Linked DNA regions of Homo sapiens: regions 2 and 3 are each linked to region 1. The links are chromatin loops, found by intact Hi-C in ENCODE. Cell type or tissue: heart left ventricle. All regions are shown on one strand. Links, peaks and the distances in the headings refer to the core of each region. The heading gives the core; the rest is flanking DNA.

Region 1 (6,559 bases), core at 942-5,941:
AAAAATTGAGCTTCTTGGGTCAAGATTTTTTCCAAAATCTGTCAGGACTTCCTTTTGCCTCTGTGGGCAGATAGCAATGACACTGTAAGCTGGTAAATATATTCGGAGCTGCTGCCAAGGCTTTGTCTAAAACAACTCTTGACATTCAGGGAACTTTCTGTGCTCCTCTCTCAGGAGGGTGACTTGAGATAGAAAGCAGGCAACAATTGTCGTTCCCTTCGTTTTCACTGAAGAGCCAGATTTTCTCTTTGCAGGAACAGATTAAAGTGCAGGTGAGCCTGTGAAGGTTGGGGGTCTGTTCTCCACCAGCATTACAGATTGCCAAAAGATAGAACAAGGCTGGCCCTTTCTCCTCTCTTAAGTGGCTTTTGTTTCTTTTATTTTTGTCCTTTGATTTAAACAAAAAACGTAGTTTTAAAAATCTTTTTTAAAAATTCATTTGTGCTAGAATTCGTTGATACACTTTGACTTGAAGAATGACCAGTTTTTGTGCTGTATTTTGCTTTAGAGATGATATTACTCCTCCACATATAAGCGAGAGCTAAAAACTCTCTGGGGTTTTCTTCCTTAAGTGGTATCAAATCAACATGCCTAAGTGGAAAAACACCCTGACACCCTTCTCTGCTGGGGTGGCATTTCTTGACAGGCTCCTCTTTGTATGTCTGGAGATATATGCAAAGACCGTTTGGGAACATAAAATGCAATCAATTTTCCTCAGTGGTTAGATTCATAAATCCCTGAGCTATTTTTAATGACATAATCTAATCAATTGAGAGCAAGCGTATTAGTGTGTTGACAGACAGAAAGAGATGGAAAACCAGTGGAATAGCAGGTGAATGGGTAGGGAACCACTAGACACTTCCTTCCCCTCTCCCACATTTAAACATCACTAGATAACTGGGTTAAGTAAAATCCAGGAGTTAGTGATTTAAAAAAATGTTTATACCTGTCTTCCTAACTTTCAAGAAAAATAATTATTCTAATGGATAGAGTGAAAGAGGTCGTTCTTAGACAAAGTACAGTTGGTCCTTGTATCTCTCTCAGGATCAAACTATTCTCTCAATTTAAATATCTTTAGAATAGACACCAAGGAGGAATAATTTATTATGAATTGGTAGTGTCGTATGTTGTTACTCCTGTGCCATGCCAGTAATGAAAACTTAATATTCATCTCTTGGTTGCTTTCAATTGAGATAAGATGAGGATGAACGGAGTAAACAAGCTGAGACAGACTGTGAAATTGCACGATGGGAATTTTTTCTTTAGCTGCTTATACACTATACATAGGTTAAATATTCCAACTAATGATGGCTCTTAGAATCCCCTCCACCCAACCTTTTTACATTTTGGTCAGGTATCAGCAGAACTAAGTTATTATCATGAGGGAAATTAAACTGTTTCTGTCTTTGAGCTAGTAGGAACTGAAGGGCAGGTATTTATGTAAATGAATGGGCTTTCATGCTGGGAGGTGTAAAGGGTTTGGTGGCTGGAGAGCAGCTGCCCTGAGCCCTCCGTTTTCAGGTTTGCAGGCAGCATGTGTGTTCTGCTACATTTTTGTTTTCTTTGATGCCTTTGGAAGAGATGAGCGCCAGGCATAGTGGTGCTGCTTGGCTGACCAGCTGTGCCCTAGTTTTTCACCATCCCAGTCAGCGGCTGCCTTTTACAGAGGTGTCTGTCACCGCTGATTTACTTAGCCACTGTGACCTTATAGTTGCTTCAGATGGGGCTTGACCCAAAGCTACTGCCGAAAGCCATTTAGTGGTCTCCTGAAATGCCACAGCCAGCATTCTGAAGAAGAGAAAACAAGGATCTCACGATTTCCTGTCTAATAGCAAGAGCCTCCTCCACCTGGATAAATGCATTAGGTGTCTGAGCCCACTTGCTGCTCTCTCCCACCGAACTGCAAGCATCCGTGATCTCCGAAGTTGCTGGAGTGAATAACTAAGCTGGACCAGCTGACTCCGGGCTCCAATCAGCTAGAGCGTGATGTAAGTGTTTAGCAGCTGCCGGGCTCTGAATTAGCGTGCTGAAGTAGAGGTAGTACAGCATGGCTAGACTGTTGTGAGAGGCTCAGAGAAAGCAGAGGGTGAGATGGATGAGTCCAGCATTCTAAGACGAAGAGGGCTCCAGGTAGGAGACTGCTCCATTCTTGACATGTAGCATTGTCAGTGGCCAGCCATTGAGGATTTCAAAGTTCCCTTGTCATTCCTTTACTGGGCACGAATATGTGCATAATTCTTAGTATCTACATGGCAACGCTATACGGAGTTTCTGGTTACAGGTATGACACATCACAGGGTTCAGTGAGGAAGCTGCTTTTGTCAGAGACAATAGATATGACTTTTAGTTTGACACTTTGGTGGTTTGTTTTTCTACTGGTTATTCAAGAATAGTTAAATTGTGGCTGGCAGTGACAGCTGATGCACTGATCTGGCATGCCGTCAAGTGTCTGGGAAGTCTGTCGAGGGGTAGCAACTCCTTTCAATTCTGGGAACGCAGGACTCAGTTTTGTGTCGGGATCAACCTCCGCTCGGCGGCATCTGTCTGATCGCCTTGCAGTTGTGTGCAGCTGCTGGGAATTTTCCCCGTCAGTGAAATGAAAGTTTTTGCTGGCAGCTCAAAGTTTGCTGTAATTTGTTTATGTTGAGATGAGAAAAGATATGTAACTCACTGCCTTGCTTTTTTGTACCCAAGTTTCTCTGATGAAATTACTCTGACTTTATTGTACAAATACATTCTGAGTTAAAACTTGGCAAATCAGAAAACTTGGAAAAAACAACAACAACAAAACATCTGCTTGGCAGTTTATAAGTTTAAGGAAGCCAGAACATAAGTATGTTCAACATTAGTATGGTTAACTCCTGCATAACTCTTTGTCCTGTATATAAGTGATATTTTTCTTTGTGAAAGAATCTAATCATTAGCCATTGTTAAACTCTTATATATTATTTTGATATTAAAAAAAATGCTTGGAATACAGAATATACAGCACATTTAGAAATGTTTCCTTAATATTAAGTCTTTGAATTTCAGCTGGTCTAGCTGTCTGCTTTTTGTTCTAAGTATCAATTATTAATACTAATATTCATATTACTATAATATTAATATAGGCAACGAAAGGATTATTTGCAGCTAAACAAAAGAGGGATTAGAGAAGTTGGGGTTACATACCATCTATTGTTCAAACCTAAGTAAACAGACTACCTCCTTAATGAATTTCAGTGTGGTCATTGTTTTTGAATGCACAGTGTGGTTAGTCACTGCTGTGGATTTCCTTTTCTTTGTTTTCATCACCTCTATAAAGTTCTGGTAATGCACAGCTGTTTGTGTCCACGTCCTCTTTGGGGTCAGTTGTTAAATATGGAAAGGCTCTTTGTTAAAAAGATGATTAACTCTGTTAAACTCTGAATAGTTCAGATTATTAGTGACTGGATAGTAATTCTTCTGTGAGTTTTCTCTTTCCTTTAATTCATTTTAAATGATCTGAAAATGTTTTTCAGAAGAAATTCCTTTTTTAAGTTTTTGTTATTTCTGTAATATGTCTGTTATCACAACTTCAGAGGAGATAGTTGAAGCATATAGTGCTTGTGAGGGGCATGGTTTTCATGGGCCTTTAATTTTAGAAATAAAGGAATCATTATTTTTCATTAATTAAAATAATGGAGCTATTTTCTATTTAAAATATTTGCTACAAAACAAAGGAATACTTGCTAATATATTATTAGAGTGCTAGGTTTTTATTGTACTTAATATACTTTTTCTACACCTGCCGTCCTCTGTATAATGGATAAGGAATATTTTCTCTTCTGGATGAGATAAGTCTTCATGCTGTGAAAAATAACAACATAAAAGTGCTTGAAAGTTCTGCCACTTCATGGTTACAACTTTACTGTGGCTTAATACAAAACCTATTTTGCTTTTACTCCCATTGCATCTAACATTTAAAGAAAGACATTACATAGAGTAGCTGTTTTTAGAAATTCCACTGTAGGGAAACTATTTACAGAATACACACTTTATGTATTTGTATTACCACACATGTCACTGTAGAGTTCATAAGAGTAACGCCACCTAGTGAATTTAAGAATAAAATTAATTTACAAATATAGATAGCTATGTGGAACATTTGAACCTGCCAATGAGGTATACCTGTGTTAGTAAAGCTAGGCTGAAACCTGCATATCTCTATTCCTGGCTCCAATCCTGTGTTGTGAGGTAATCCTGACACACCCTCTTGGTGTCTGTGTATTATTCTGTAAAATGCATACTGTAATATATGACTTTTGAGTGTACTAAATAAGTAGATGGGTAGAGTTGAGTTCTTTAAAGTTAAGGGTCATATAATAAATGTACTAGCATCTAGGAGGAACCCAATAAATATTGTTGAAAACCAAGGGATGATTTCTATTCTCTATAACATTCCATATCATTGCTTATGAAATGAACTTGTTGTATTTATACACCATGTTTGTTGTCTGAATTTGTCCTTAAGTTAGAACAGTTATCAGTAAACCTAGTAAACATTTATTTACAGGGATCATTATGACAGGCTAATATAGGGGAGTTTACATTATTTTTAAAAGCATCTGTGCATTGAATAGATACATAGTATGTGAGACAAACCAGCTCTTTAACTTAAAGCCCAGTGTCAAAAATCTGGAGTATACACTATTCTAATTCTCAAATCTAATTTTACAATAATGTATTATGTGTTTAGTATAAAATGATGCAGTATGTATTTAGGACCAATTTTAAAAAGTTCAGTACCTCTAGTTTTTAAAACACGAGACTATTAGTGGTGTTTTTAAAATTTGGACTTTGAAAAATTATTTTCAGTCAGAACATATAATTTCTCAAATCATGACAAGCTCATAAAATGGCAGCACAACTGAGTTGTTCATCTTAAGTGACTGCACTTTTCCATCTTTTCTATGGACTGTATTCATATTTCCAGTACTACTGATAGCACTTCAATCACTGCCTTTGAAATGAGAATGAGAGAAAGCAGCCCCAGTGGTTTCTAGTGTTAGAATCTAGAAAACTTTTCAGATTGCATCTCAAAACATAGGAAATTCTGATGGATGGATGGGCTTGGGCCGACCTTGTACTTTGGGCAATTTGAATTTCTAGACAGGTCTAATTCATCAAGGGATAACTGGTTCCTTTTGGGCCTAATATTCCTCATACGTGGATCATATTTTTTAACTGTCAGGGAAATTAATTGTTTCAGTGATTTCTGTTATATGTTTCTCTTTATTTGTTTTAATGAAAGTATCCCTATCCCTAATGTGATAGATCCTAAGGCTGGAGAACAATGAACAATAGGCATCGTAAGGCAGGCATGACTTACTAAAAGAGAGGGGCATCCCAGAGCGGCTGACGATGCCTTTCCTGCCATCCTCTGGTGCTTTGCTCTGCCTGGCATCATCTTCTCATGATCACCTCCCCACACACGCCCCCCAATTAAATATTACCATTTCCATCCACTTCCAGACTCTCACGTGCAGCTAGAATGTGAAAAAATGTTTTCCCCAAATTTCCTCTATGATGCAGTTAAACATCAACGAAAAGCAATGAAATGTTTATTGTTTAGACTTCTAGATCTGTGAGTGTGTTTAGGTTTTTTTTTGTTTGGTTTGCTTCTCTTTCTTCTAAACCCGACTGCACACCCCCCACCCCTGTCCCCTGCCCTTCCCACCTTATTTAAAACAACAACAAAAAGATAACATTCTTACGCTGGCCTAGGCTCTGATTTTCCGCTGGCCTTGGTCTAGAATTCAATTTTAGGAAGCAAAATAGCAGATAGATTCTTATGTTCTAACTGAGCATCAATCTGCCTCTGTCTCATGGTGCATGAATGTATATTCAAGTCACAATGTCTCAATGTTTCTTCTGTCTCAACCTTAATATAATTATGGGTATGTTTACACTTTACCTGAAATTCAATAGTAGGATCATTACATGGGAGTATTACTCTGTCTATATTCATTTGAAGACTCTGACTGGCTATAGGGAAGAAGTCTAGTTGGAAGATTATAATAGAAACATTTATGATAATATTAATTCATCTTTGGGATAAAGCACTTTTGTTCTTCAGCAATTCCAGAAAGACATTGAGACTTCTTTGGGACAGGAAGTATCCAGATGGCAAATGAACTTTTTGCAGTTGTGGGTCCTTAGTTTATTAGACAAATCAATGCCATATCCGAGTGGTGTTTCTTACCCATTGGAGGAGTTCAATTTCTGCCTCTGAAATAGATATAGTACTGTAGTTTCTATTTCCTGATCCTTAGGGGATAAAAATGGCATGTCCTCAAAATCTTGTGTTCAGAAAAAATTCTATTTTATACTCTAAGAGTGGATTTTAACTGTAAAATAAACAAATTTGTTTACTAGCTCCTCTTTTGCACCTTTTGGCTCTCTGGTGTAATTGTTAATAAACCACAACGTTGTCATCTCTGTATTTTGGTCAGTGAAACAGCAATTCTCCAAGTCATTCTAGTTCCCACCTTTGATTTCTCCATCTCTTGACTCCTGTCACCAAACCCTGTCAATTCTA
Region 2 (6,559 bases), core at 913-5,912, 160 kb after region 1:
TTCTAAGGAGAAGTTAGGTCTGGAGAAGTAAATTTGGGACTTTTAGGAAAGTAGGTGGTGTACAGGGCCAGGGGACTGGATGAAGTCAACTAGTGAGAAGTAGCTTCAGGACAGATTCCTGAGACACTGCAGATTGAAATATCATGCTGAGGATCTGGAGGAGGCATGACCAGAGATTAGGAGGAAGACCAGCCAGGTGATTTCAAAGAAGCGGAATGAAGGAGGAGTTTCACACAGGAGAGTGGTCTTCTGTGTGGAGTGATGCTGATCCTTCATTAGGAGGATATGAAATGTCAGATGCTGAAAGGTCTCTGCCCATCTGTGCACAGACCATGGAATTAAAGGACCATTTTGGGGAGGGTTCAGGAGAGGTAGGTGAGTAGAAGGTAGAATGCAGGTGCTGGAAGAAATGTTCAATCAAAGACAAAGGCCCTTAACATGCCAGCAGCTTGAGGGGCCCTAGATTTTCCTGCTGGGCAAATTGGAGTTCTGGATCTTTGAAAGGTACGGAAGAACTTTCCTTTTTGATGCCTTTCCCTTCTTTGTTACCAAATCAGGTTTATTTTTAGTGCCTGCCTTATCTGAGCAGTAGGCCTGGAATGATTTTATAACCTACCTATTTATTTTCCTTTAACCTGTAGCCTGCTTGTGTGTGTCTGTATAGCTGAAAGAGACTTTGAAGTAGGTAAGATACGAGGTTGGGCTTAGAGGAAAGATTAGGTTTTGGGGTAAGTGGAACAAGGGTGTATGGGGTGGGAAAGGGAATCAAAACAAAGGCAGAGAAGGTAAAAATAACTTTCATATGTGGGGCTGCTTCCTATGTCGTTGAATTAGAAAAAATAAAATGGCAATGTATTTAGCATAGTAGTGAAAACTCCAGCAGGTGGTATAGCAACAAGGGAAACCTGAGCTTCATTGACTCCTTGCATCTCACCTACTTCTAAAAAAGACTCAAGTCATCTACATGTAGACAGCACAGTGTGTAGAACTACTCATTCATCCTGTAAACATATATTGATTGCCAATAATGATCCCACGGTAGAGGCTGGGATACCAAGATGGGTGACCCATGACCTTCCCTCAAGGAAAACAGACAAAAACAGCTGTAATATAATAACAGACCAGAGGAAAGAGGATTAATTCTGTCTAATTCCATTTCACCAGGATGTAGAAGTTTGAAAAGTTGTCTATGAGGAAGAGAGGAGGAGGTAGCGAGGCATCCCTTGCTGGGGAGGGCAGGGTCACAGTGGGAGCAGAGTGCAGGGCAGGTCCCTGGGGAGCACAGAGCTGGGAAGGGCAAGGAAGAAGTGTTAAGTGCAGAGTCTGGAAAGGGAAACTGAGCCCAAGCGGGACTTGACTTTTATAGAAAGTATGGATCCATATGTTGTTACACAGAGAAATACTTGCTCTTTATTTTAGAAAGAAAATCTGTAAATGTGCATCATATCACTCTGTCTTTTTCTCTGTTTATTTTTAGCCCTGTGTGTCCAAATGCTGGGAGAACATCACCCCTTGGATGAATTGCCACCACATTAAATAAAACATATCCAAAGCTCATATTGTTTCCTTTCCAGTACTTTCTCTCTGTCTTTCCATATAGACATATATATATTAAAAATATATATGTATGAATTTATATATATATATATATATTTATTTATTTATTTATTTTGAGACAGGGTCTCACTCTGTTGCTCAGGCTGGAGGGCAGTAACACGATCATAGCTCACTGCAGCCTCAAGCTCCTGGGTTCAGTTGATCCTCCCACTTCCTGAGTAGCTGGGACTACAGGTGCACATCACCATGCCTGGCTAATTTTTTATTTTTTAGAGATAGGGTCTCGCTATGTTGGTCAGACTGGTCTTGACCTCCTGGCCTCAAGCAATGCTCCCACCTCAGCCACCTGAGAAGCCAGGATTATAGGCATAAGCCACCACGTCCAGCTAAACGTGTCTATATTTTGTTTCAAACAAATATGCATGTACATGTGTATGCTCTTATCTCTCAAAATCTTAAAGAAGTGTAAGATTATATAAACTTACTAGATTCTTCATGGTGTTGCATGTGCTAGAGCAAATCTTCCTCAATGCTTGTATATTTAATAGCCTGAAAGAATAAATGTTTTTCTAATGGGCATATTTTAGCTGAGGTTTTTTTTTAAGTCAAATATGTATATAAGTATGTGTAAAGTTTATGTGAAAGAAACGAGAGCCTTGTTTTCAGAAGCTCTTCTGTGTCTTGAAGGTGACATGTTTTTGCTTTCTTAAGTGACTTTACAGACGAAAAAGGAGTCACACTTTTACAGTTGATTTGGTGTAACCCTCCTTCATCAGTATCTAGCATATAGAGTATGCTGATGAGTCATGTGCAATGTGTTTTGAAAATCAGAAGTTTTCAGATGAGCTGGAGGCCTGGATGCCTGAAATGGCTTAGGACATAAACTGCTCAAAAATAATTATAATACCCTTTTTTTTGTAATTTTTTTCTACTTTTTTTTTTAGGTGCTCTGCAGGTTCAGAGAAACTTCTCTAGTAACAGACTGAGAAATGGTCCCTAAAGTATGGTGTTTAATTTCAATACTCCTAAAGAAAATCCAGTTTCCTTTGTAAAATGTTCCTTATGTAACAAAACTGTACTGAAAAAATGTGGTATTTTTCTTTCTCTTTATTTTGTCTCCCTATACCACTGAGAAGTTAATGGTTTAAGGAAAATATTTCAAGCCGTACAGATCATGTCAAATATTTGGTTTGGTAGGATTAATATTTTACTGCAGAGTGACAGTGCTAGTGCTGTCCTAGTTTTAGGGATGATTATATAAACTAATGAGCCCCATCCATTAAAAAACTTAGGGAAACAAAAAGCTATTTATTATGTGGATTACACTGACTGTAGTTAGGATTACACTGACTATAGTTAGGACATGGAAGTGTGAAATAGTTACAACGTGGTTGCGTTTAATTAAAGTTGCTCTTTTTGTGATGCTGAGGTTAATAATTATGACGCTGTGCAAATGTTTAATACTGCTTTATTTTAAAAAAAACTCAATGTTTTGTTGTTTTGTGCCTAGCTCTCCACTGGCCTAAAGCTGACTTTTCACTTAAGTTTACCATCCTCTGAATTATTTCCATTACAACAGATTTTAAGAATGACAGTTGGCTGGGGGCATTGTAATTGTATACTTCAGCCACTAGAGGGAAGAGACTCTAGTATTTATTCTGGGGAAAGAAAACGTGCTTCATCTCTCTGATTCTGTCACTGACCTTTAATCTGAAGGGGGTTATCCTTAGCATTGGGATTACCCTTCTTCCTCTTTTAGAGAAAAAACTTTGGGAAGGAAAAGGTAGAATTAAGGATATTGGACCAGGGCTTGATATATGGGTGTATCTGCCTGAAATTTGGGGTTCAACCAGTTCCTTCAAGACAGCTTCCAATGGGCAAGCAGCTTTGTTGGGGGAAGTGAGTGATTCTTCCAGAACTATTTTATCTGTTAGTATAAAATAACAGTAACATGACTAACATTTCTGGAATATTAGACACTGTTTTAAATACTTTAAAAATACTAACTATCCTAGCAACAGTCCTATGAGGTAAGTACTATTATCCCCATTTTACAGAATAGGAAACTAAGGTACTTAGAGGTTAAGTAACTTATCCAAGATCACAGAACTAGAAACTACTGATATTGTGGTTAAAAACATGGGCAGTGGCTCCAGGATTTATGTTCTCAAGCACTGTACAATACTGCCTTTCCACTTATGCCCAGTTTCTCAAGCACGAAGAGACATTCACAGAATTTTGACAAGTTTGAGTCTACAAAGATGAGAGATATTTTGGTTGAAAACTACAACAGGAAAACTGTAGAATCAAAATTTATACCATAATTTACCCAGGAACACATACATGGTTCACATTTTAACGTTTCTAGAATCAGATTGTGGCTTACAGCTTTATTCAGGGAAATAAGACATATTTGTAAACATAATATACCAACTTCATTAATTGTTAAATTTAATGCTCACAAAAACGTATTTGAAAATAATTTCTATTTTAGATCTTTGTACTTCATGAGAATTCCCCAGTGTGTGTGAGGATTACTGAGATTTGAAGTGAAAATATAAAATACTTATATTTTAGAGGAAAAAAAGGTAATGTGGGATGTTGGTGTGTTTTAATTTGTTTGGTAGTATGTCAGATGGGGCTTCCAAAGGTAAGTTTCTAGGACCTTCACGTTGTTAAATGGCCTTGGATCCTGCCTCTTCTCTAGGATTCACAGAAGCATTTTTCAAACCGCACCTGCCCCTCCTTATACCTCCTTGCTCATAATCAGGTTTAGGCTCCTTACTTTCCCTTCAGGAAGTCAGTTATTCTCATCAAGGCTTCAGAAATAGTCCTAGTGTTGAGCACGTGGGAGAGCTGCTTGTCTTCAGAGTGGTTTGACCCAGTCATTGATGAGTTGAAGTTTTCACTGTCTCACTGAGGCATGTGGCAGCTCAGAATTCATTCAAGCAAACTGGGCAGAGTCTGTGGTATTCAGGAATGGAGGCACAGCAGGAATGCAGGTCTGTGGCTTTGATCAAAACCCCTATCCACAAACAAGCAGAGCCCTGTGAATATGGTGAAGCATAATTTTTTCCCCACTGACATTTTGAAACCAGCTCCCTTACAGAAAGAAATATAGTTTTGGACAAACTTCAGGGAGTTTCCAAGAATTTTCAATAAACAACACAGTCACACTAAGCAAAATTTTTTTTCAATCCAAGAAGAATAAAACATTTTTCTAGAATATATAAAATATGGTAGTTTTATTTAGTAAAAATATAAAGGAACTTTAAAACTATCTTAAATCTCTGTTTTAAAGGATTTTTATTTCATCTCATTCTTTAAATTTTAAAATTTGTAATCAATGGCAGAATATTCAGAGACCAGACACATAAATAAATGAGCTGAGAAATGTGCTTTTGTAGCTTTATTCTTGATCTCCACCTTAGGGCATTTCTGTGCTCTCCGGCAAGCCCTCACAGGTTTCACAGGGAGACACAGAGGATTGAGACTTAGAATTTGCCAGCTGTTGACAGATCTATGGAAGAGTCAGTGTGGTAAGAAGTTAATTTTATAAAATAAAATTTATGAATTATCGATGGATTTCTATTATTCATGCTTGTTTTCTTTTAAAGACCTCTTTAAAAATGTATATGGCCTTAGAAACTATTGATTTTGTTTGGAAATTTTAAATACTTAAAAAATACTAACTATCCTAGCAACAGTCCTATGAGGTAAGTACTACTATTCCCATTTTACAGAATAGGAAACTAAGGTACTTAGAGGTTAAGTAACTTATCCAAGATCACAGAACTAGAAACTATAATAAACCTCAGAAATATAGTCTAGGTTGGGTGTGGTGGCTCACACCCATAATCCTAACACTTTGGGAGGCTGAGGCAGAAGGATTACTTGAGCCCAGGAGGTCAAGACCACCCTGGGAAAACATAGGGAGACCTCGTCTCTACATAGAATTTTTTAAAATTAATCAGATGTGGTGGCATATGCCTGTGGTGCCAGCTACCAAAGAGGGTGAGGTGGGAAGATCACTTGATCCAGGGAGATCGAGGCTGTAGTGAGCTACGATCATGCCACTGCACTCCAGCCTGGGAGACAGAAGCCTTGTCTCCCCATCACAAAAAAGCTATGTATTAAGTTAGTTTATATTCAAATTTAAAGAGTCATATGAGCATTCTGTATTACTTGTCTCAGTTGTTGATAAACTTACCTGGTCATGTTTCTCTATGAGACTTTTTCTTAAGTTACTTGACTTGTAAGCTTATAGGTGTAAATATGTTCTAGAGTTTCCTGGAATCTGACAGATAGAGTACATGTGATTTCTTTGGGGAAACAGATATAGTTTTATTTATTGGACTATTTCTTAGAGAAATAGTTATGAATTTAGTTATTCCCTATGAAAGGCTGATTCTTTGGATTAAAAAAATAGGTTCAGAATTATTTGAGTGAAAGCTTCTCAAAAATAATGACTCTGAAATTTAGGACCTTAAATTGCTACCACACTCAAAGAAGAAATTCTGTCCTAAACTGCTCTGAAGTATCAGTGGTTTGAGAGAAGGGATGTTACAGAGACTACAGGCATGAAACAGTCTGCTGATACTTTGCCATTAGAAAAACTGGCTGGCTGGTTTGCATATTCTGGTCTATTCATTTGTTCACTGTTTCCCACTTGTTCTTTCATTTGCTTCCCTTGGAGAGTAGCAAGTTGAAAAAAATTCAGTAGTTTTGGTATGGCTCATATTTACGAAATGCCAAAAAAGAACCAAGAGTTCTTTTTCCTTTCTCCTCGAAAATTGCCCTTGTTTGGATACTTACATGTTATATGATGGGCATAACCCCTGGGTCCCATGTTGATAGATGAGTGTTAGACTCACCCAGAATATTACCTGTCTTATATCTTTGAAGCACATACGAAATAGCCTTTGTGATTTGAGTGACTGGGCCAGTGTTCTCCATTATGTGCAGCAGGCTTCACTCCACAATAAAGCTGAAAGAACTTCAC
Region 3 (6,559 bases), core at 939-5,938, 140 kb after region 1:
CCTGAGTCTTGGTCACAGACCTCACCACATGTAAGCTTTGTGACCCTGGGCAAGTGTTAAACTTCTTGAACGCTCATTGTCTTTATCTATGAATCCCCTACCTCGCTGGCAATGTAAGAACAGTAGCTTATGGGGTTTTAGTGCAATAACTTTTTGTGAGCAAGAATGGAGCATATGGTGGTCCTAAGAGTGATGGGCAGGAAAGGTAGACAGCACCTTAACAGGGAGGGCATCCAGCGTAATTCTCACCTAGTCCCATTTTGCCAAGAGCTGGCCTATTTGTCCTGTTGCTGCTTGGAAAGGTTACTGGGTATCCATGGCTGCCTGAATCCCCCTCACTTCACTTGTTGCCATGGTGAGGGGCAGACATCATAGGCATTTACCAAACACATGGCAGTATGTTGTGATTTTGTGTCTCCTTTTCACAGGGAACCTGTAAGACTGGGAAAGTCACCTGACGGCTAAACCACTAAACCCTTTTAGTTTCTTTCGCTTTTTACAATGAGAGGTCCCATTTGTCTTTTTTATTCTATTTTTCCGCCTTTCACTTTGTGGAGAACATTGAAAAAATCTGAAGATGCTCGTACCAGATGGTAATTTCTTTGTACTCTACAGACACCAGTTCCTGTGCTTTTGTGAATGTGATGGTTTAATGAATTCCTGGAATTTTATTTCTGAATTGTCATATAGGATCAAATCTGTGTCATGCAGGCACTCTTAGGAATGGCTCAGCCAAGCAGAGATGAGCCTGATTATGAACACGGTGCCAGCCCTGTGGGTGTGGGGCTGGGGAGAGATGAGGAAGATTGGCAGTCTCAGCTGTCACTGGGGTGGTGTGGACAGGCCACTTAGCACTTCCCTCCACCCTACCCTTGCTGGTTTCTGCCAGTGCCACCACCTGGAGGCTTCCCTTGCTTAGTAAGAAAGAGGATGTGTGTGCGGTGCTCCAGAGGAGGACAGGGTGGGGTAGGAGACTTCAAGTGGGTAGCAGTAATGGGGAAGGGCAAGCATAATAAACTTACTGCAGAAAGGTTGTTTCCTTTGATTTTTCTGAAATATAGTATTTTTAAAATGGGTATTATAAGCTCATCTTCTATAAACTTGCAGAACCTAGGGGATGAAGTCTTGTGAGGTCAGATGGCAAGCAGAGCTTTTAGGTCCGTGGGGTCTTGGCACAGCTGAGTCTCTGCAGCGCCTTGACTCATCCATGTATAGACACCTACATGTTCCAGGCCCAGACAGCCATTCCAGGGCCATGTTGTTTGTCATGATGGTTTGTGTTTTTTATCTATGCACTCACCTTTTCACATTAACTTTTCTGTTTTGTCTACTGACTTGAGTTAAAGGCAGAAATTACTAAGCTAGATATTTGCATGTGCAGCGGCTTAGTGTCCAGCATTGATGGGAGCTTGCTACATGCCTGGCACTGTTCTTAGTGCTGCACGTATGTTAACTCACACAGTTTTCACCCTGTGGCTGGGAGGCAGGTACTGTCTTCATTTTACAGATGTTAAAACTAAGGCACAGAGACAGATTTATCTATGGAGCCCACACATCTCAGTTTGCCCAGATGCGGATTGATGTATGCCTTTTTTTCCAGTGTGATGCTCAAAAGCACTCCCCTTTCACTTTCAAAACCTCCAGGTTTGACCAACAGATTATGCCCTCTTCCCAATGTCTAGAAAGTGACCTGGTCTGGTTCAAGCTCAAGCATCTGGTTGGAGAGCCTGTGCCTCTATTTCTTCGGGACTTCAATTTGTGGTCATTTTCATTTGCATTCACAGTGTAAGATTCCATTTACTGGCAGGTGGATTTGTTACTGTGTCTGGAGCTTTCTTGCTTGGTTCCCTAGATGTTTTAGTCCTCTGTTAAGAGTGCATTCATGGGTATAAGGAGCATGTTTTGACTTGTGGAGCCCGATATTACTTTTTTAAAATTTTGTTTTAGACAGAGCCTAGGTGATGCAAAAAAAGGTTAAATTGGGTTTGCTTTGGAAATCAGGCCGTGGGCCCCAGCAACTCCAGTCTGAGCAGCCTGTGCCTTGTTCCCTCAGCCTGGGCCAGCCTGCTACTTCCCTGGGGGTGACAGTGTTCTCACCATTGCGGTGTTATTCAGAGGGCTCTGGGAGCCCTTTTAGGAAACCAGCCTCTTCAGGCCTGAGTAAGGATTCCTCACCCCGTTTGCAAGGAGCCCGGACACTTTCTTGATACTATCTACTCTTAAACATTTCTTTGGGCCTCACAGCTCAAGATGATTGATTACTGTGTAGTCTTTTCTGGGCCACATATTGTGACTACTTTACTTAAGTAACTTATTAAATTTTTGTTTTTGAATATATTGAAATTATTCTATGGAGGCTTAACAGTTATCTTTTTTTAGTAGATCTTCTTGAGGTGAATAAAAATTTACTTTGCTGTGTGTGGGTGCATGTGTATGTGTGTGTTGGGGAAAGTTATATCCTATGTTCCATTTTGTTAAGGCATTTCTTTGTGACAGGAGAAAAACACATTTCACATCATTTTAAAAATCCTATTTCCAACATTTAAAATATGGATACAGCCATTAACACCCACCCTGTTGATATGAGAATTAAGTTGTGATTTCTTGGAGAGCATAAGATGGTGATGATAATGTGAAACTCAGAGATGCCTCAGTAAAAGGAGTAATACAAATGCGAAAACTTTAAAAAAAAAAGTCATTTCTCCAGCAGTAACATAGATAATAATGCCTCTTGGAGGTGGTGTAAGAATTAACTAGGCAATGTATGTGAAATGTTCCAAGAAGAGTGTTCTGTTTTGTTATTATTAGTGTCATACCATTCTTGCAACCCAGCATTCAAAATGAACTATAAAACCTGACCTTTGTATCAAGGATGTTGCCTATTCTAATTGAAGTGATAGTGAATGATGAGGTATTATGAAACTGGGAGAGCTGTACTAATAGTCTCGGGTGAAAAAGACGTGAGCTAAATTTCATGGATTCTTAGGCTTTTCTACTTATTTCTCTGACAGTTTGCTTAGCTGAATCATTACTGGCTCCAGTTAATAAAACATTATGGAGATACCCCACATTGAGAAGAACATTTACTTTCTCACAGTGGTATTGTTTTTTTCTCTCCTCTTTATATAAAATACAAGTTTGGCTCAACTTTAATCAAGCTCTGAGTCAAAAGCCACCTGTAATTCTTCCCTTTAAAAAATCTTTGCAGTGTGCACATGTGTAGATTTGGGGGCATGTGCCATCATCCACTAGGAAGTCCTGTTGATTCTGCCTTCTCAATATGCGATGCTGACCACCTCTCCTATCCCACCTTAGTCTGAGCCGCTGCCATTTATCCCTAGATTTGTGTAGTAGTAGCCTTCTAGCATGTCTTCCTGCTTTAGTTCAACCTTTGCCCTCCTATGATCAGTCTCCATCCAGCTCTCAGAGTGATTTTTGTGGGGTGTGAGCTGCTCCTGCTCAGAACCTTCCAGTGGATGCCCACTGTCTTCCGTGATCCGGCTTCCTGCCGTGTCTCACTCATTCCCTCTAGCCTCATTGGACTCTGCCTTTTCTTGAGCACTTCAAGCATGTTCCTGTGTCAGGGCTGATTATTCCCTGTTTCTAAAATACTCTCTTCCTACCCCTTCAACTTTTTTTTAAATCCCAAACCTGTTTTTAAAAAGTTGAAAAAATTGTACGACCATGTTCATCTTGATTCACCAGTTAACACTTGCCACATTTGCTCTTTCTCCCCTTCCTTCTCTCTTAGCCCCTAGATGTATTTAAACATTTTTTTCTCCTGGACCATTTGAGAGTAATTTGCAGACATTCAGGCACTTCACCCCTAAATACTTAAGCATGTATCTCCTAAGAATAAGTATATTCTCCTATATAACTATATTATTATTATGGCGTTAAAATTGAACATCATTATATGGGCTATGTCAGCTTTCTCCTGCTGTTTCAAAAAATGTGTCTGTGAAAGTTTTTTTTTTTTTATGTCAGAATCCAGTTAAAGATCATATGTTCCATTGAGTTGTTGTATCTCTTTCTTTAGTCTCCTTCAATTGAGAAAGTTATACTGTCTTTCTTCTTCCCTCAGTACTAGACAACTTTTCTGTTGAACATCCCACAATTTCAGTTTATCTGATGGCTTTGTCATCTTTAGATTCAGGTTAAACATATTTGCCAAGAACAGGTGATGATGTCCTCCTCATAGCATCACACCAGGAAGTCCAAAAGCTGGTGTCTGCCAGATTTTCCCTTTATGGTGACTATGCCTTTACCTTATTAAGTAATCTCTGGGGTAAAATTTTTAGTCCATATGAATATACTCTTCACAACAAGATTTCACCCAGTGGTTTTTGCTTTCATTGATGACCTTGCTCAAATCATTTATTACATTGCTGTTTGTCACAGTTGTTTATTTCTATTAATTGGTGTTCTTCAGTTGAAGAATATTCCCTCCTTTCTCTCCCTTCATTTTTAGGAAGATTGACTCATACATTTTTCTATAGAATAAAATGGAAGACAAATACATATTTGATGTGTAGTAATCTATAACCAGCATTCCTCTTTTTGTTGGTCAAGTTGTCCTAAAATTCATCAGTGGGAAGCAGAAGCTCTTTAAGCTGGCTCCTGGGTCCTTTTAACATGATGCAATTAATCTTTGAGCACCTCCTCACTTTCTGGCACAGGATGTTCTAGCTGTCCAGAGCAGCTAAAGGAACACTGAAATGATACCTGAGTGGCGCTCTCCTTCACTTCCTTAGCATCTATAGTAAATGTTACTGTATCAAAGGCCTTCCCCGGCCACTCTATGAGAACACCACCACCATCTTTTGGACTGCTTCATGATGTTTCTTATAGCGAATATCTCACCTGATATATAACATTTATTTATTTGTTTATTTATCCTACCCAACTAGCATGAAACCTACAAATTACAAGGGATTTGCCTATTTTGGTTATCATTGAGTCCCTAGTATCTGGCACATAATGTGACCTCAACAACTACTTGTTATAGAAATGAATGAATGAACGAATTCATCCCCACCTTGAGCCTACATCAAGCTTTTCCAGATGAGCTGCCACTGCTTTTCTATTTCATGACACTGAGATGAATCAGACTGACTGCAAGGGGTTTACAGATGTTTGTCTGGAGTTCGTTGCAATTTTGCTTCTAGTAGTTTTCCTGCCTTTGGGTTCTGGTAGTATTCAGAAGTATTACTAACAACGCGTTACAAATGACACTCACTGCAAGGCACTTGTCACGGACAGTGGAAACATTTTATGATGCATTTCCTTCGTCTCCAGCTTCTCTGAACAGAAGGTTTGGCCATTTTAGAAATAAAAAATGAAACACTTGACTATGTTAGAACTTTTTACCATGGAATCTAATGCTGGCCACTAAAAATTGAGTAGAGTAAGGGTTTTATTTTCTAAATGGAAAAAAATAACTATTTGTTCTGTACATAATACCTTGAAAGCTTTCATGGGATTTGCAAAGTATAAGAGTTGTTTCTTATTTTCAGAGAATTTCTATTCTAGCTGAGATGATAAGAATTAAGAGTATGGGTTGGGAATTGTGCATTAACACTTAATATAGCTGATGTATGTCATGGGCTGAATGGTGGCCCCAAAGATATCAGGTTCTAACCTCTGAAACCTGTAAACATTACCTTACTTAGGAAAAAAGGAGTCTTTGCAGATGTGATTAATTTAAGGATTTTGAGATGGGGGGATTATCCTGGATTATCTCAATAGTTCCTAAATTCAATCATAAGTGCCCTTGTGAGAGAGGCCAAGGGGGATTTGGCCCACAGAGAAGCCAGAAGATGCAAGGAGCAGATTCTCCCTGAGAGCCTCACAGGGAGCCTGGCCTATTGACATCTTGATTTCAGCCCTTTGACACTGATTTCAGATTTCTGGCCTCCAGACTGGGAGAATATATCTCTATTGTTTTAAGCCAACAAGTTTGCTGTCATTTGTTACAGCTGCTGCAGGAAGCAAATGCAGTGGTAAACTGCATTCTCTTGTTTTTCCTGGGACCCTGAAATGACAAAGTGAGGACAGTGTGGTGAGCACTTTCACGTTCATGTTACAGAAGAAGGAGCCCAGGAGTAAGGGAGCCCAGTGACTTAAACCAGCTTTTCCAACTCTGAGCCCAGTGCGCCTTTCACTGTGGCCCCCTGCCTCCTCCTAGTGACTAGAACCAGTGCTCACAGAGTGCTCATCATGATAGTTTAAAAAAGACAGACCACTGTGGCAGGAGAGATTAAGGACAAGTGTGTGTAAGGTAGAAACACAAGGGCATCCTTAAAGGAGAAAAATAGTGAGAGAGTCAGAACATGACCAGTCCTGCTTCCCACAGTCCAGGGATGTATTCCCTGTTTAAATGCTGTTTAGGCCGGGCACGGTGGCTCATGCCTGTAATCCCAGCACTTTGGGAGGCCGAAGCAGGTGGATCACCTGAGGTCAGGAGTTCAAGACCAGCCTGGCCAATATGGTGAAACCCCCTTCTCTACTAAAAATACAAAAATTAGCTGGGCTTGGTGGTGCATACCTGTAATTCCAG

What was found. Hi-C counts contacts between places; a loop is a spot of excess contacts. Peaks named below come from ENCODE experiments on the same cell type or tissue, not always from the same donor. Only the 100,000 strongest peaks of a DNase experiment are listed, where the experiment ranks them.
Region 2: a loop joins it to region 1, with 2.2 times the contacts of the local background. A loop is called at or near these places in 9 of 110 quality-filtered maps.
Region 3: a loop joins it to region 1, with 2.6 times the contacts of the local background. A loop is called at or near these places in 16 of 110 quality-filtered maps.

Annotation. Positions count from the first base shown.
Region 1 is chr5:66,826,753-66,833,311 of GRCh38, forward strand. All of the region lies in intron 3 of MAST4 (microtubule associated serine/threonine kinase family member 4), which reads left to right. Among named protein-coding and RNA genes, the nearest start is that of MAST4-AS1, 170 kb to the right of the region's middle. RefSeq lists an enhancer at 2,979-3,480. In heart left ventricle, for the core only: CTCF peaks have their summits at 4,057 (motif pointing left) and 4,256; DNase peaks (open chromatin) are centred at 1,989 and 2,509; H3K4me3 peaks cover 3,106 bases; H3K27ac peaks cover 2,966 bases.
Region 2 is chr5:66,984,967-66,991,525 of GRCh38, forward strand. The region is part of intron 4 of MAST4 (microtubule associated serine/threonine kinase family member 4); the gene reads left to right. Among named protein-coding and RNA genes, the nearest start is that of MAST4-AS1, 16 kb to the right of the region's middle. In heart left ventricle, for the core only: a CTCF peak has its summit at 3,190 (motif pointing right); no DNase peak of the experiment used is centred there; H3K27ac peaks cover 101 bases.
Region 3 is chr5:66,969,323-66,975,881 of GRCh38, forward strand. The region is part of intron 4 of MAST4 (microtubule associated serine/threonine kinase family member 4); the gene reads left to right. Among named protein-coding and RNA genes, the nearest start is that of MAST4-AS1, 32 kb to the right of the region's middle. In heart left ventricle, for the core only: no CTCF peak of the experiment used is centred there; no DNase peak of the experiment used is centred there.